Regions from separate parts of the Homo sapiens genome. Here region 2 is linked to region 1. A link is a contact called in ENCODE Hi-C or POLR2A ChIA-PET data. All regions are on one chromosome and are shown on one strand. Each heading gives the region's core, a stretch centred on a gene start or an enhancer-like site at or near the end of the contact. The rest is flanking DNA. Distances are from core to core; before and after follow the strand shown.

Region 1 (4,829 bases), core at 2,056-4,555:
GGTGGCTGCCGGCTCCTCTCCCAGTCATGGTGCTGTGGTGCTGTGTGCACGGTTGTTCCGGCTCCTCTCCTGGTCATGGTGCTGTGGTGCTGTGTGCACGGTCGTTCCTGTTGGTGAGTCGCCTTCCATGGGACGGATGTGCCACAACCTGTTGCTCCCTTTGCCTGCGGGACGGAGCAACACTGTGCTGTCTCCAGTTTCCGCCTTTTACAAATAAAGCTGCTGTGAACACTCATGTGCAAGGCTCTGTGTGGAGGTGAGTTTCATTGTTTTCTTTTTCTTTCTTTTCTTTTCTTTTCTTTTCTTTCTTTTTTTTTTTTGAGACATGGTCTCGCTCTGTCGCCCAGGCTGGAGTACAGTGGCGTAATTTTGGCTCACTGCGGCCTCAACCTCCCTGGCTCAAGCGATCCTCTCACCTCGGCCTCCTGAGTAGCTGGGACTACAGGTGTGCACCACCATGCCTGGCTAATTCTTTTTTTTTTTTTTTTTAATTGAGACGGAGTTTCGCCCTTGCTGCCCAGGCTGGAGTGCAGTGGCATGATCTCGGTTCACTGCAACCTCCGCCTCCCAGATTCAAGCGATTCTCCTGTCTCTGCCTCCCAAGTAGCTGGGATTACAGGCATGCACCACCATGCCTGGCTAATTTTTGTATTTTTTGTAGAGATGGGGTTTCACCGTGTTGGCCAGGCTGGTCTTGAACTCCTGACCTCAGGTGATTCACCTGCCTTGGCTTCCCAAAGTGCTGAGGTTACAGCCGTGAGCCACCACACCCGGCATATATATATACATATATGTTTTTTTTTTTTAGACTCTCGCTCTGTCGCCCAGGTTGGAGTGCGGTGGCATGATCTCTGTTCACTGCAAGCTCCACCTCCCGGGTTCAGGCCATTCTCCTGCCTCAGCCTCCAGAGTAGCTGGGACTACAGGCACCCACCACCATGCCCAGCTAATTTTTTGTATTTTTAGTAGAGACGGGGTTTCACCGTGTTAGCCAGGATGGTCTCGATTTCCTGACCTCGTGATCCGCCCGTCTCGGCTTCCCAAAGTGCTGGGATTACAGGCATGAGCCACCGCGCCCGTCCAGTCTTTAAATATTTTGTAAAGACAGGGTCTCACTATGTTGCCTAGACTGGTCTTGGACCCCTGGGTTCAAGAGATCCGCCCGCCTCAGCCTCCCAAAGTGCTGGGATTACAGGCATGAGCCACTGCGCCGGTGGAGATTTCATTTCTTGGAGATAAAAGCCTCGGAGTGCCATGGTCAGATCCGTGGTAAGAGTATGTTCAACTTTTTTAAAAGTGCCAAATGTTTTCCAAAAGTAGTCGAACCACTTCTCATTCCTATCAGCGGTGGATGAGGGTCCCACTGGAGTGTGGGATTTGAACTCAGGCCCAGCCCACTCCAGAACCTGTGTCTGTCCCTGCCAAGCTTCAGGGATCCTCTCTGAAGGCCTTGGAGAAGGAACCAGCAGACAGCCGGCGGGGGCGGTGCTGGGATGCGGGCTCCGGCCTCTTTGCATCAGCCGAGGGTCCCTCCCTTGTAGCTGGGTCTGGCTTCCTCCTTGAACAGAGTGCTGCCTTCCCAGGGGCTCCTGGAGGGCAGGGGTGGGCACTCCGTGGGCACCAGGCCCACGAGGGGCTCCAGACCCTCCGCGGACCCTTGTCCCTGGCTGGGTTGAAGATGCCCGGAGTCTCCCAGGCCATGCCAAAGGCTTGTGGGGGTGGGGAAGGGTGCGAGGGTTTCACCAGGCACGCGCCAGGGAAAGGGCTTGTCCCTTGAGCTCCGACAGACAAGGAGGAGGAAGGAAGCCACCAGAACCCAGGCAGCGGCCGGGGGGAGAGCCAGAGAGTTTAGCAGCCAAAGCGGGGAGGGGCGACCCTCTCCTTCCAGACCCCAGGGAGGTGGGCAGAAAGCGGGAGGGGCGCGAGAAGGGAGCAGGGATTCTTCATTAAAACTGAACCCCCGGAGCCGGGCCCGCGGCGGCCGAGCAGCCGGGCTGCAGGCGGCCTCCCTCTCGCGGCGCACAGAGGCCCGCGCCGGCTCCAGCCGCCCGCGGCCGACCTCGCGCGTCCTCAAAGCCAGCCTGTCCCACTTCCCCCGCCGGTTGCTACAGCAACTGAGCTCTGAGTAATCAGCTGCACGGTGACCTTTCTTCCCCCGGAGAGCGGGAGGGAGGGAGCGGGAGGGCGGAGGGAGGAAGGGAGGGGAGGAGAGAGGGGGGAGGAGGAGGGAGGAGGAGAATGGAGGGGAAAGATGGAGAGGAGGAGGGAGGGAGGCTGGAGGGGGGAGATGCAGGCGGGGGAGGAGGGAGGAGGAGCAGGGGGAGGCTGAGCTGCTGGTCAAAGCTGTAAATCCCTGCAGCTGGGGTCTGAGGGCTTTGCGGGGAGGAGCTGGCAGTCAGAAGGCGGGAGAGAGGAGGGGGCGGCCGGCAGCACCGTGGTAGGGGGAGGGAGGGGTAGCCAGGGAACTGACCCGGACAGATTCCCTCCCAGGCACCCCTGGCGCCCACCCCTAGCCCCTCCCGGGATGCTCCCCCGAGTCCTCCCTCGTGGAGAGGTGAGGGGACTGTGAGAGAACGGCAGGTCCCCAGTGCTCTCTGGCTCACAGGACAGCCCTCCCGCCTCCGCAGCCGCCTTGATTCCACCATTCCCCAGATGGAAAAACTGAGGCTGGGAGGCTTGTTTACAGTGTCAGGGCCCCGAGCTTGGCCCCTGGGACAGCCCCTCACCCCACAACCGCCACTAGCTGGCAACCAGGTGGAGGAAAGTTCTGGTCCACGCCCAGCCTTCCCACCTCCCTGATCTCTGGCCTCAGTTTCCCTGGTTGTAAAGCAAGGATCCCCACGGCATGGTGTACGCTGCAGTGGCGGGGGAGTTAGGGGGCTCCATGGAGCTTCTCACACCCCAGTGTTGATTTAAGATTCTCTAAGCGCAGCAGAAGCGCGGTGAGGCGAATGTGAGAGGGCCGGGACTGGAGATGCTGGGGATGGGGTGGGCATACTTAGGAGAAGGGGCCCCACAGGTCCCGGAGCGGCCAGGTAGCTGGGGCACCACCCAGGCCCCCTCAGGCGCGGAAACCTTCCTGCTACCTGGTATCCTGCCTACCCCCCCCAGCTCGGCCGCCCTGGGGCCTCTCCGGCTCCAGCTCTTGGCTGGGCCTCGGTGCCAGCACAAGCCCTATCACCCGCCGGCCCTGGGGACCCGCCAGCCGCCTGTTTACGAGGCCAGCCAGCCCCCCGTCACAGCCGTGCCCACGGGGTGGGGGAGGGACGACAGATGGCGGAGGTGCCATTTTAACCAGAGTCTGCAGCCGTTGGGGAAGGAGAGGAAGTAGCCCAGGGCTGGAGGGAGCTGGGACCTTCTGTTGTTGCTGCCCCTGGGGCACCTCCATCCTACCCCCTCTGCACGGGCACCTCTCCCGAGCTCAGGTCTGAGTGGCACAGATCCAACAACCTCGTCACTGGGGCTGCCTAATCTTCCATGGACTCTGTGGGTGCCCCTTGGATCAGCGAAGCATCCGGGGTCCCCCGGGGGCAGGGGCTATAGGGGCAATCTCTTAAGGCTCCACTGTGAGGAGGGCCCCATGACTTCTCCAGCCCACAGCAAGGATCCCCCACCCCCACTACTGACTATGAAATGCAGGCTGCAGGGAGTCACAGCAGGAGGGACCGTGGGCAGACAGGGCTGCAAAGTTCGGCCTGCCTCGAGGCTCCAGCAGGGGAGCTCAGGACGGGTTGGGAGCAAAGTCTGGGAGAGGGAGAGGGGCTCCCCCCAGGCGTTCTGTGCTTTCATCCCAGCTCAGCACCCATGTCAGCCCCAGAACCTCCCCCAGGCTTCCACATTCAAAGCTCCAGCTGCAGAGGGTGCTGACCTCGCCCCTGTGGGGGTAGGGGGCGAAAGGGGGCTTAGGGGCAAGCCAGATGGTGATATGGAGACAAACTGCATAGCTCCTCGGTAACTCTCAGGCCCGTGTTTCACAGGTGAGGACACCAAGACCAGGGGCGTGAAGCCACTGGTCCAGGGTCACCCAGCTGTTGATGGGTGCGCCAGCCCCTGATGGTCCAGGATGAGGAGCACGTGACGCTCTCAGGCCACAGAACGACCGCACTGGAGGCAGCAGCCGTGGCTGTGAGCCTGCCTGTTCCCCAGGGTTCTTGACTCTCTGGAAGCTTCCCTTTGTGGGAAACCTTTGTGCACCCAGGCTTTTGGACAAGTGACACTTGTTTGTACAAGCAGGAGTGGTTTGGATCAAGGGATCGAGGTGATAGCAAGAGCCACTCTGCCTCCCTGAGCACCCGCAAAGCCCTGCTCTGGGCCTCACATGTGGTTTTTGTTTTGTTTTGTTTTGAAACAGGGTCGGGCTCTGTCACCCAGGCTGGAGTGCAGTGGCATGATCACGGCTCACTGCAGCCTCAACCTCGCAGGTTTACACAACCCTCCCACCTCAGCCTCCCGAGTAGCTGGGACTTTTGTTTTGTTTTGTTTTGTTTTTAATTTTTTGTAGAGATAGGGTCTTCCTATGTTGCCCAGGCTGGTCTCAAACTCTTGGGTTCAAGTGATCCTCCTGCTATGGCCTCCCAAAGTATTGGGATTATAGGCATGAGCCACCACGCCAGACCCACATGCGTTTTATCATAGGATGTCCTGGCTATCCTGGAAGGTGAATGCTGCTATTATATCCGTTTTCAGATAGAAAAAAATGAGGCTTAGGGAGATGTGGTGACTTGCCTCAGATCTCACAGAACCAAGCATGAGAACTAGGATCAGAATCCACTTTTCCTTGACCTTAGAGATGGTCTCAACCCGACTTGTATCAGCCAGATTTTTCCAGA
Region 2 (5,217 bases), core at 2,568-5,067, 43 kb before region 1:
AAAAACAAATAAACAGAATGAGAGTATGCAACCTTTTGGGACTGGCTTTTCCCCTCAGCAGACACCACTTTTCTTGAGCACCTTGATCTCATAGTCCCAGGGACGGCTTCTGTTATTCCCATTTTACAGCTGAGCAAACTGCTCCCCAACGCCCAACCCCCAGAGCCAGCGCTCATGATGGCTAATTTGGGGAGCATCTCCTCCAGGAGAGGAGGGCAGGGGGTTGGGCGGAGGGCTGGGGCCAGAGCCTTCCCCAGCCCTGCTGAGACCCAGCTCCCTCTTCTGCAGCCTGTCTCAGAGCGGGGTCTCCTTTGTGCCTCCCACCCGCTCCCCAGGCCCGTCTTTTCCCTCAGCAGAGAGGCAGTGAATGGGGGCCGCTGGGGGCCGAATCTGCTGGCCCGAGGCCCAGCTTGGCCACAGAGAGGCTGTGTGACTAGCACGGTGGCCCCATCCTCTGAGCCTCAGGATCCCCCTGGGTAAAACAGGGGGAAGGGTCACACCCTGCAAATCCATGAAGATGCAATGAGGCAACGTGTGAGGCGCAGTCAGCGAAGTGCCAGGCGCAGAGTGAGCCCCCAGCGCACGCCGCGGAGAGCCGCCCGCAGCCCCATTTGGCAATGAATTATGTATGGCCTTCTGGCAGCCCTGCGTGTGGGGCTGCAAGCTCCCTCTGCTCCCCCCTGCTTCTCTTTCCGGTGAGGGGCGCAGGCTCCCCCGGGGGGGTGGGCAGTGTTCTTTGTCTCTCCTGCAGGGACCCCCTATCAGCTTCCCAAGGCTAGTGCCTCAGTGCCCAGGATGCCCATTTCACAGGCTGGAGAACCAAGGGCTGGTATAGCTCAGGGTCTTTTTCAACAGACACTAATAACAATAATAGAGCGCCACCAGTAACAATAATAATCACCATCGTACCTGCTGGGCTTTGTTTTTCTGTGTGTGCCAGACACATTTAACAGAAAATCCTTCATCCAACAAAAATGTCCACCTGTGCAGGCACTGTCCGAGGGGTTGGGGGCATAGCCCACAACCGAACAAAGTCTTGCCCTCACAGAGCTCGGGTGCCACTGTGGGAGAGCAGGAAATTAATAAATGAGTAATTTATGACATAAAATGTCAGGTGACAGAGGCTATGCAGGAAGAGGAAAGAGACGGGGTGGTCAGGGAAAGCCTCTGTGAAGAGGTAGCATTTGAGCAGTGCCTTGAAGGAAGTGAGGGAGCCCTCTCAGGAGGTATCTGGGGAGGAATGTTCCAGGCCAAAGGAACAGCCAGTTCAAAGGGCCTGGGGTGGGACCTGTGCCTGTGCCAGGCTCACCAGTGCAATGGGAGGCATCAGATTCTCAGAACAGCCCTGGGAGGTGCATGCCATCACTGCCCCATTGTAGAGATGAGAAAACTGAGATTCAGAGCCTATTTAGAATCTTTCCTCGTCTGCTTTATGCATATGCATAAATGTGTTTGGTTGGGGGTGTTAGGAAATATGTGATATGTATCACATCATCTTTCTTTCTTTTTTTTTTTTTTTTGGTGGTGGGGGAATGGACTCTTGCTCTGTCGCCCGGACTGGAGTGTAGTGGCGCGATCTTGGCTCACTGCAACCTCCGCCTCCCGGGTTCAAGCAATTCTCCTGGCTCAGCCTCCCGAGTAGCTGGGATTACAGGCATGCATCGCCACGCCCGGCTAATTTTTTTTTTTTTTTTTAGTAGAGACAGGGTTTCACCATGTTGGCCAGGCTGGTCTCGAACTCCTGACCTCAGGTGATCCGCCCACCTTGTACTCCCAAAATGCTGGGATTACAGGCGTGAGCCACTGCACCTGGCCCCATCTTTCTACAACTGGGAAAATTCTGAGTTCTGGAACCATCTGCCCAGGGATTTGGGGTCAGAGATGGTGGGCCTTTCTGATCCTGGTCTTTGCCATGGTTATGATTGTGGCATCCCTGCCTGTCTTCTATCATGTGCCTCAGCCTGTTTTTTTTCCTTTGCCAGGCTGCAAGCCCCTGATATCAGACTAACAGGAGCACAACATTGCACGGTCTAAAGACACTACATTAGGGTGAAATTTTGTTCTTCTATCTTCCCCCCTTGCATGGAGAGGACCCTCATTCCTGCCCCCACCCTCGCTTCACTGTGCCAGGCACAGGCAGAGCCCAGGTGCTGCCTCTGCTTGTCTGCAGTTGCCGACGAGGCCTGCGCTGAGCATTTTGGCAAGTCTGGAGAATTGAAGGCCCAGGCCCTTGGCCCTATCACCGCAATGCAGGCCCAGAGGTGGCAGGCGGGAGCTCACCGATGGATCTGCCAGTGTCAGTCCCAGAGCGGACCCCAGAAGTGTTCAGGCGTGGACTCGCACTGTCTGACATTTCCATCGATGGCCTGCATGAGGAATGGGCGGTGAGCATCCTCCTTCCATCTCCAGCTGGGGGTGGAGGGTGTGAGCCTGCCCGCCGAGAGGAAGCCAGTTACAGAATCAAAATGACTCAGGCTGGGCTCTGTGGTGCGTGTCTGCAGTCCCAGCTGCTCTGGAGGCTGAGGCAGGAGAACTGCTCTAGTCCAGGAGTTCGAGGCTGCAGTATGCTATGATCATGCCTGTAAGTAGCCACTGCACTCCAGCCAGGGTAACACAGCGAGACCTTGCTTCTGAAAAACAAAAACAAAATGACTCACAGAAAGGCGGAGTGGCCAGAAATCAGGGACTGGGAACCTGTGGGGGAAGAAAAATCACTCAGCAGTGGTCTCCTCCCAGCCTTCCTGCCTCCAAGTTTGCCCCTCTAATCCGTCTTACAGAGCTTCCAGCTTAATCGTTCCAATTAATCCTCCTACCTGAGCCAGCAAACCTTCGCTGTTGCTCCTACTTGCTTCCAAAGGCAGTTCAGTGTCTGGCCCCACTGTCTTTCCAGGGTGTCCTCCTCCTCCCGGAACACAACTGGCTGCCCACCGGCTGGGCGCGGTGGCTCACGCCTGTAATCCCAGCACTTTGGGAGGCCAAGGCCGACAATCACCTGAGGTCGGGAGTTCGACACCAGCCTGGCCAACATGGTGAAACCCTGTCTCTACAAAAAATATAAAAATTGACCGGGCACGGTGGCTCATGCCTGTAATCCCAGCACTTTGGGAGGCCGAGGCCTTGGGTGGATCACAAGGTCAGGGGATCGAGACCATCCTGGCTAACACAGTGAAACCCCGTCTCTACTAAAAAAAATACAAAAAATTAGCTGGGTGTGGTGGCGGATGCCTGTAGTCCCAGCTACTCGGGAGGCTGAGGCCGGAGAATGGCATGAACCCGCGAGGCGGAGCTTGCGGTGAGCCGAGATCGGGGCCACTGCACTCCAGCCTGGGCGACAGAGCAAGACTCCGTCTCAAAAAAAAAAAACAAAAAACGAAACAAAACAAAACAAAAAACAAAACAAACAAACAAAAATTAACAGGGCATGGTGACACACGTCTGTAATCTCAGCTACTTGAGAGGCTGAGGCAGGAGAATCGCTTGAACCTGGGAGGCGGAGGTTGCAGTGAGCCGAGATCACACCACTGTACTCCAGCCTGGTGACAGAGTGAGACTCCGTCTGAAAAAAAAAAAAAAAAAAAAGAAAGCCTTTGTCCATGCTGTTCTCTCTGTCTGGAACAGCATCACACTTGCAGGCCAGCTCCACATCAGAGGAGACCCTCTTTCTACAACTCTTGAGGGCCTCTCCAGTCCTCCAGCCCCACTCCATTCCACATCCTCACAGTCAACACAGCCCCACTTGCCTGGACTCTCAGAGCAGTCTCCCAATAGGCCTCCCTGCCTGGGGATAAGTCCCAGCTCTCAACCTGGCACTCGACGGCCTTCCTGATCAGCTGGGCTCCAGCCTCGTGATTCCCACCCACTGTTTGACCTGACACAGCTGCTTAAGTTTCTCTAGTTCTTCTAGATTACCCTGTTCTCCCACTTTGAGACCTTCTTATGTGTAGATTTCCTCTTCCTGGAGCACTTTTCCCTCCCCTCTTGGCCCGCCTAACTTTTACTCATCTGTCAGGAAGCCATGTTGATTCCACCTCCTCCAGGAAGCCTTCTTGGATTTAGGGTCCCTCCTGTTGGCTCCCAGAGGTCCCATATCCCTTGCATCATCACAATTCCTCCTCCAGATTGAAGCTGGCTGCTTTGCCAGTCTCCTCTAGGCCATGGTCTCCTGAGGACAGAGCCACACATTGGCCTCTGTCTCCCCCAGCTTGATCAGGGCAGGAGGTGCCCAAGAAAGCCCAGAAGGAAGGAGTGGGAAATGGTCCCGCACATGTATTGAGCTCCCGCTCCACAGTGAGCCTTTTACTTGCAGCCCAGTAGCCTGGATGGCTCGGCCTTTCTGACATGGAGTTAGGTCACCATCTGGTCACAGCCTGCAGCCCCAAGCTCTTCTCTTTTCATCTAGATAGTGGGCATAACCCTGGATCTTAACAGCCTGTGAGATGCAAGGAAACACCAGACGCCAAGGGCTCATCCCAGTCCCGGGTAGATGATTTTAAGCATTTCGTGTTCCTATCATTGGTCGTTATTGGGGCTCTGGAGCCAACCTCTGTGGCTTCAAATCTTGGCTTCTCCTCTCCTGGCTGGGTGACTTTGGGCAAGTTACTTAACCCCTCTGTGCCTCAGTTTCCTCATCTGTAAAATGGAACTAATCATAAGCTCATTTTCTCTGTTTCTCAGGGCCCTGGAGAGGATTATAACAATTGATATGCATGCAGAGTTTGCACAGCACTTGGTGCAAGGGCTGGGCAAATGCTGGCTGTGGTTGTTATTATCTCGGGGTCACCCTGAGCATCTGATACCAGTGAGGAGACTCTGGCTTCTGGGGAATCTTCCAGAGCTGCAGATCTGAGCCTGGCAGGAGGAACTCTTAGACCTTGTGAAGACTGAATTCCTGTCCCCTGAAGCTCTTGAAACCATCCCATCCATGTCTGCCGGTCAGAGTCACCAGGAAGTTCTTCCTTGTATCTATCCTAAGTCTTTCCTGCGTTGATTTCTCTGGGTTCCCATCCAGGCCGGATAGGAAGACGAGGGAAGGAGCCTTAAGGGTGTCTCAAGCATCAATCCCAGAACTTCCCAGCTCAGCTCAGAAGCCAGCAATGTGAGTCTCTGGCTCCTAGGGGGCCAAGAGCCAGGAGGGGAGGGTTTGCCTGGCTCAGTCTCCTTCGAAGGTCTCCCAGCCACAGCCAGATGCAAAACCACCTTTGTTCCCTGAATTTCAGG

Evidence for each region. Hi-C counts contacts between places; a loop is a spot of excess contacts on that map. ChIA-PET counts read pairs that join two places held with the same protein, here RNA polymerase II (POLR2A). Pooled maps may share reads with other maps.
Region 2: a loop to region 1 is called in a map of mammary epithelial cell, with 4 times the contacts of the local background. The contact joins two enhancer-like sites. A Hi-C loop is called at or near these places in 19 of 168 maps with a recorded cell type or tissue (CD14-positive monocyte, CD4-positive, alpha-beta T cell, CD4-positive, alpha-beta memory T cell and 13 more), 3 of 37 single-sample maps with no recorded cell type and 30 of 50 pooled maps. POLR2A ChIA-PET finds 5 or more read pairs at or near these places in 41 of 52 experiments (A549, A673, AG04449 and 33 more).

The regions. Positions count from the first base shown.
Region 1 is chr9:129,457,792-129,462,620 of GRCh38, reverse strand. No RefSeq gene overlaps it. Among named protein-coding and RNA genes, the nearest start is that of LINC00963, 28 kb to the left of the region's middle. RefSeq lists a silencer at 1,783-2,072 and enhancers at 1,712-2,335, 2,467-2,987, 2,988-3,509, 3,886-3,935. Within about 2 kb of position 3,305, at least 34 of the 41 ENCODE cell types and tissues checked have a DNase peak (open chromatin) inside an H3K27ac peak, as active enhancers do.
Region 2 is chr9:129,500,736-129,505,952 of GRCh38, reverse strand. LOC124900275 (extensin-like) reads right to left here. Exons shown (of 4, transcript XM_047424330.1): 3 at 2,281-2,630. LINC00963 (long intergenic non-protein coding RNA 963) reads right to left here. Exons shown (of 5, transcript NR_038955.1): 3 at 2,814-3,556; 4 at 2,281-2,630. Among named protein-coding and RNA genes, the nearest start is that of LINC00963, 15 kb to the right of the region's middle. Within about 2 kb of position 3,817, at least 6 of the 41 ENCODE cell types and tissues checked have a DNase peak (open chromatin) inside an H3K27ac peak, as active enhancers do.